Regions from separate parts of the Mus musculus genome. Here region 1 is linked to region 2. The links are chromatin contacts, found by Hi-C or POLR2A ChIA-PET in ENCODE. All regions are on one chromosome and are shown on one strand. The core of a region is the stretch at or near the end of the contact, and the rest is flanking DNA. Distances in the headings are between cores, read along the strand shown.

What was found. A loop is a pair of places that touch in the nucleus more often than their neighbours do. ChIA-PET counts read pairs that join two places held with the same protein, here RNA polymerase II (POLR2A).
Region 1: a map of v-Abl transformed pro-B cells shows a loop between it and region 2 (3-fold over the local background). The contact joins two enhancer-like sites. A Hi-C loop is called at or near these places in 2 of 37 maps with a recorded cell type or tissue (both v-Abl transformed pro-B cells). POLR2A ChIA-PET finds 5 or more read pairs at or near these places in 1 of 5 experiments (Patski).

The regions. Positions count from the first base shown.
Region 1 is chr11:100,958,259-100,960,958 of GRCm38, forward strand. Cavin1 (caveolae associated 1) reads right to left here. Exons shown (of 2, transcript NM_008986.2): 2 at 1-1,067. The coding sequence ends at 366. Among named protein-coding and RNA genes, the nearest start is that of Cavin1, 11 kb to the right of the region's middle. Within about 2 kb of position 1,408, at least 2 of the 3 ENCODE cell types and tissues checked have a DNase peak (open chromatin) inside an H3K27ac peak, as active enhancers do.
Region 2 is chr11:100,424,720-100,427,419 of GRCm38, forward strand. It overlaps Fkbp10 (FK506 binding protein 10), which reads left to right. Exons shown (of 10, transcript NM_010221.2): 10 at 1-121. It also overlaps a transcript of Nt5c3b not described here. Among named protein-coding and RNA genes, the nearest start is that of Fkbp10, 10 kb to the left of the region's middle. Within about 2 kb of position 1,257, at least 1 of the 3 ENCODE cell types and tissues checked has a DNase peak (open chromatin) inside an H3K27ac peak, as active enhancers do.

The DNA of each region.
Region 1 (2,700 bases), core at 158-2,657, 530 kb after region 2:
GTTGGGGAGGGGCCGAGGGGCCTAACTAGGGAGCTAAAATAAAAGCATCCTGGATCAAGACAACCAGGGCATGGGTCATTCTTCCCATATCCTACCCAGACTGTGTCCAAATTGAGGCTGTCGCTGGTGAGAGACCACCTCCCCTCGGTCTAAGGCCTGTGCTTTGGAGGGCTGCTCTTCGGGGGGGGGGGTGTATTCCCCCCCCCCCGGTTTGTTTAAAAAAAAAAAAAAAAGCCCAACCAGACTGGGGCTTAGAATGCAAAAGAGAAAGTTTGAAAAGGGAAAGGCGGTGTGGGCAGGGGTGGGGGATCAGGGGGCGGCAGGGTCAGGCGCCGGCCTCCAGGGCAGAGCCCTGCGAGTCCTGCTCAGTCGCTGTCGCTCTTGTCCACCAGGACGGCGTCCGACTCCTCGGTGATCTCCAGCAGCGTGTGCACGTCGGGGCTGCTCCCGCGCAGCAGGTCAGTGGCCTCGCCGCGCTCCGCGCCAACCTCGTCGTCCTCGGGACCCACCTCCACCATCTCGGTGGCCTTCAGCACCTCCACCTCGCCCTCGCGGATCTTCTTGACGTGGAAGGTGAAAGGCGGCACCTTGTAGACAGCGGTCTTGGAGCGCGCATACACCACATGGTCGGGCGTGAAGGACTTGCGCAGCTTGTCCCGGGATGTCTTCAGCTTCTCTCGTCGCTCCACGGGCACCAGGCGCGTGCCCAGCTTGTTCATGCGCTTCTCCAGCGTGTGCCGTGTCTTCTCCAGGTTCTCCTTGGTCTTCAGGCGCGTCTTCTCCAGGTTCTCACGCGTGCGCACCTTGGTCTTCTCCATCTTCTCCTTGGAGAAGGCCTTCTTGAAGTCGTCCACGCGCCGCAGGCCGCTGCGCTTGATGCGCTCGGCGCGGGACTCCTCGATCACCTCCTCCACCTCCACCGCCTCGTCGGACGACAGCTCGATCGCCGCGGTGTCATCCTCGGGCCGCTCGCCCTCGCCCAGCTCGTCACCCTCCTTCTCAGGCAGTGCCTCCGACTCTTTCAGCGACTTGCTGACGCTCAGTTTGGCCGGCAGCTTGACTTCATCCTAAGAGGAGAACAGAGCAGACATGAGAAATGCCACTGGAAAGGGCAGAGCGAGGGCTGGATAGGACCCCTGGTGAAGCTGAATAGGGTGCTGGCGATTCTGGGGAGAGCATTGGGGTACCTATGTGGTGAGGATGAAATCCACTAGACTTGTTCACTCTCGAACACCCCAGTGCCTGGTATGGAACTGGTCACGACCAGTCTGTCGAATGGTCCTTATACAGGCAGCACGCGGAGAGAGCAAAGCTTCGGGTCAGAAACTGATCACCATTATGATTACACTAAATATTCCCAGGGACCCTTACACAAACCGCTGTGACTTCGGAAGAGACTGCTTAACTTTTGGAAATAGCAGAGCGCCCTCTGGTGCCCTAACTTACACGCTGTCCCAAACGGGACAAAAAAAAAAAACAGTTTGGGAGAGTTTAGAAGTTGAAGCCTCCAGCGGATAGGTACAAAGCCGACCCCCCATCCCCACCCCCCGGCCCCCAAAAGAGCGATGTAGCTTTAAACTAAAGTAATGGAAGTTTGTTCTCGGGATTTTAACCAGTTTGGGGGAAGGAGAGCTCTGCCTACAGCAGACCATTTTCATCCTTGACTTTCTCATACTGGCAGAACTCCAAGGATCTGTTTTCTCCCCAGTCTGAACATTTCTTCTGGTTCTGTTTTCTCTGCCCTGGAATAGAAGGGAGGGCGGCTATTCTAGTCTTGTCTTGTTTCCCAGGCCAGAGTTTAAAGAGCCAGGCATGGGGAGGCTGGTTTTCCCATCCAGGACTGCCTATAACTCTAGAACTCTAAGCTAGCTCCTCTCTTCCTCTCAGAGACCCTAGCACCAGTCCTAGTCTTGAGTCTGTGGACATTTTTTAATAACCTGACTTGCGATCAACAGTTCATCATTTTACGGTTCCCCCAACATACCACTACCAAAGAGTAGTTGTGGGTGCACATAGAACAGAAACAAGTCTGACCCAGATCTTCAATGGGAGATCTGAAAATGGCCCAGACTCGTTTTAGGTATTTAAGTCCAAGGAATAAGGGAGAAGGGCACATTTTTTTCCAAAATGTTTTTTCCAGGCCAGTTTCCAGAATTCTAAGAAAATCCCATCTCCTGAGAAAACAACATAAATTCTTCCCATAAACAGACACACACACACGAAAAGGATACACAGAGACACACACATCTATTCATAGGCTACATGAAATCTTTATACCACCTGCTACAGAAATTCCTTCCCCATCCCCAATCCCTTTCCTATTCCCTCCCATTCACATCCCCTAGGGTTTCCTGGTTTACACTAGAAACTAGGAACACCTCCTCCCAACTTCCTTCCCTCCTTGTCAATAACATTAGCAGGAACAAAAAGGGAATACCGTCTCCACTTCGTCTCCCAACTGGGCACCAGCTCTGTCGGGCACCAAGCCATTTCACGCTATCTATTACACTACTACACCTCCCAGCAGGCAAGGTATCCAGAGCACAAGGCATGCTGGGATTTGTAGTCTCCACCTGCCACAAATGGGGCTTAGTCCTACCATTGGAATCCTAGGGCATGCGCCATCCCTTTGCCTCTTATTCACTGAGGCGCTGAAGGAATGCTTTCCTTGTACTGAGTGTAGGAAGGCCCCAGCCTCTC
Region 2 (2,700 bases), core at 7-2,506:
GCACTTGGTGCTAATCTGAGGGGAGGAAGGTGGGCAGGGTCTTGGACTCAAAGGCTAAACTGATCCAGTCCTTTCTCCTTTGTGTCAATAAAAGGCTAAACTGAAGACCTCCAGAAGTGGACAGATGTCTGGTTTTCTTTTTGGTGCTTTTATTGTATGCCTGTATGTGTGTGGGACTGGTGGCTGAGTTCCGACGTCCCTGGCAATCTCTCTCCACTTTTTAATTTTTTTAGTGTGTTTGTATGTGTTCATAGATGGATAGGTGGATGTTTTGCCTGCATGTATGTCTTTTGTACTACATGTGTGCCTGGCACCCACAGAATCCACAAAAGGGTCTATCAGATGCCCTGAGACCGGAGTTAGAGCCAATTGTTATCTGCCACGTGTGTGCTGGGAACTGAATGTGGCCCTCCTGAAGAGCAGTATGGGCTCTCTCACCTTTATCTTTTAGGTTTTTTTTTCCTTTTTTAAAAAATATTTATTTATTTATTATATGTAAGTACACTGTAGCTGTCTTCAGACACTCCAGAAGATGGCATCAGATACAAATGGTTGTAAGCCACCATGTGGTTGCTGGGATTTGAACTCAGGACCTTTGGAAGAGCAGTCGGCGCTCTTAACTGCTGAACCATCTCACCAGCTCCTCTTAGGTTTTTTAATGTGTTTGTGTTTTACCTATAGTCTGTTTGTATACCATATGTATGCCTGATGCCTAGAGAGGCTGGAAGACAGCATTGGATCTCCTAGGACTGGATTACAGACAACTGTGAACTGCCATGTGGGTACTGAGAATCAAGGCTAGGTCTTCTGGAAGAGCAGTCAGTGCTTTTAATTACAGAGTCCTCTCTCCCCTGCCCTCTTTTTTTGAGGCAGGTCTCTCCTTGTAAACCTGTCCAGGAGCTTGCAATGTAGATCAGGCCGTCCTCAAGAGAGCTGCCTGCTTCTGACTCCCAAGTGCACCACCATGCGGGCTGCTCAACCATCTCACGAGGCCCTACATAAACCTTATTTTTTTCAGACAGGATCTCTCACTGAACTTGGCGGTCAAAAAAATTAGGCTAGATTGACTGGTTTGCAAATCGGAGCTGGGATTACAGGTGCAATACTGTACCTGCTTGTCACATGGTTGGGGGGTGGGGGGTGGGGGCTTGCATGGTAAGCACTTTACCGAAAGGCTGAGCAATCTCCCCAGCTCAGGAGAGCACTTTTACCCCGAGGGCAAGTGCAGAAATGGGGGATGAGTCAGGCAGTTGTCATGGCCTCATGAACTCCAGACGCCAGATGGCGATCTTCACACGTCCCTCCTTCAGGCCTAATCAGATGCCTGTGGGTGTGAAGAGGCCTGGGGCCTTGGGAGTTACTGTCCAGAGATAAGGGTCTGCAGGAGAGGCCTGCAGAGGAGCCCAGTTCCTTATTGTCTTAGCTGAAGGCAAAAAACAGTGTCCATGACCTCAGACAACCTCTAAAGCCCAAGAATCAGTCCACCCAGGCCAGATCACACTTGTTTATACAGATCCGTTCTCAGGACCGCAGCACTCCCACCTTCCTTTCTCCTTCTTGCCAGAGGGGAGGAAACTGACTTCAGATGTTACAGTCCTAGAGAGAACTGCCTCTCTCCCCAGCCAGTCTGTTCACCCTCACTTGCCTGTCTCATTCTGCACACAGTGATGGAGATGCCCCGTGCTTTCTCGGCGGACTGGGGCTTTCCAGAAAACGACAAGGCCACATCCCACCCTCACTATTCCTAAGCAGCATCCTCTTGCCCAGTGCTACAGTTTGGTGTCAGGATGTCCCCGAAGGCTTGGTCTCCAGCTCAGGAGGCTGTTAGAAGGTGCGGGGCTCGTGGAAAGTTTCGTTGGTGTGGTGGTTTGAATGAGAATAGTCCCGCTCGGTCATATATTTGGATACTTGGTTCCCCAGTTAGCAGTGCTGTTTGGGAAGGATTCGGTGTGGCCTTCATGGTAGGCATCTGCCGCAGGGGCAGGCTTTGAGGCTTCCAAAACACCCTCTGTGCCCTACCTTACTCCTGTGTCCTCTCTGCCTCCTGTTTGTGGACCAAGGCGTAGGCTCTCAGGTTCTCCCGCTTCCCCTTTGGCCATCGTCAAGGACTCTAACCTTCTAAAATCACAAGCCCAACCAACTGTATTTATAAGCTGCCGAGGTTGTTTTGTTACAACAGAAAGGGAACTGACCGTTGGTGTATTCTTGGAAGTGGATTGTAAGGCCCTAGTCTCTCTTGTACCAGGCTACCTTAAGGCCAAAAGGCTATTTCATCATGAAGTACTTCCCACCATGACTACTCTGCCACCACAGGCCGGAAACAATTGTTGCCAAGTAGTACAGCCTGAAACTTCCCAAACTATAAAGCCAAGTAACTCCCCCCACCTTTTAAGTTGGTTGCTGTATTTTTGTTACAGTAACAGAAAGCTAACACATCCCAGGACCTTAAGACAGGATTGCTGCCTAAGGCCAGTGATTGGTCACCAAAGCCTCCAGAAAGCTCCTGAGGTTGTGATCCTGAACCAGCCATAGCTGCTCCCCATGCCCACATAGATCCTCCCCACCCACCCCTCCAACTCCCTCCCCCCCCCCAAAAAAAAAAAAAAACCCTAGGACAGTTGAGAGTGAAGCTGAGAAACCAGCAGATGGAGAACTGACCCAGAACTTGGCTCTTATTAGCTACAGCTTTTGGGCAAGTTA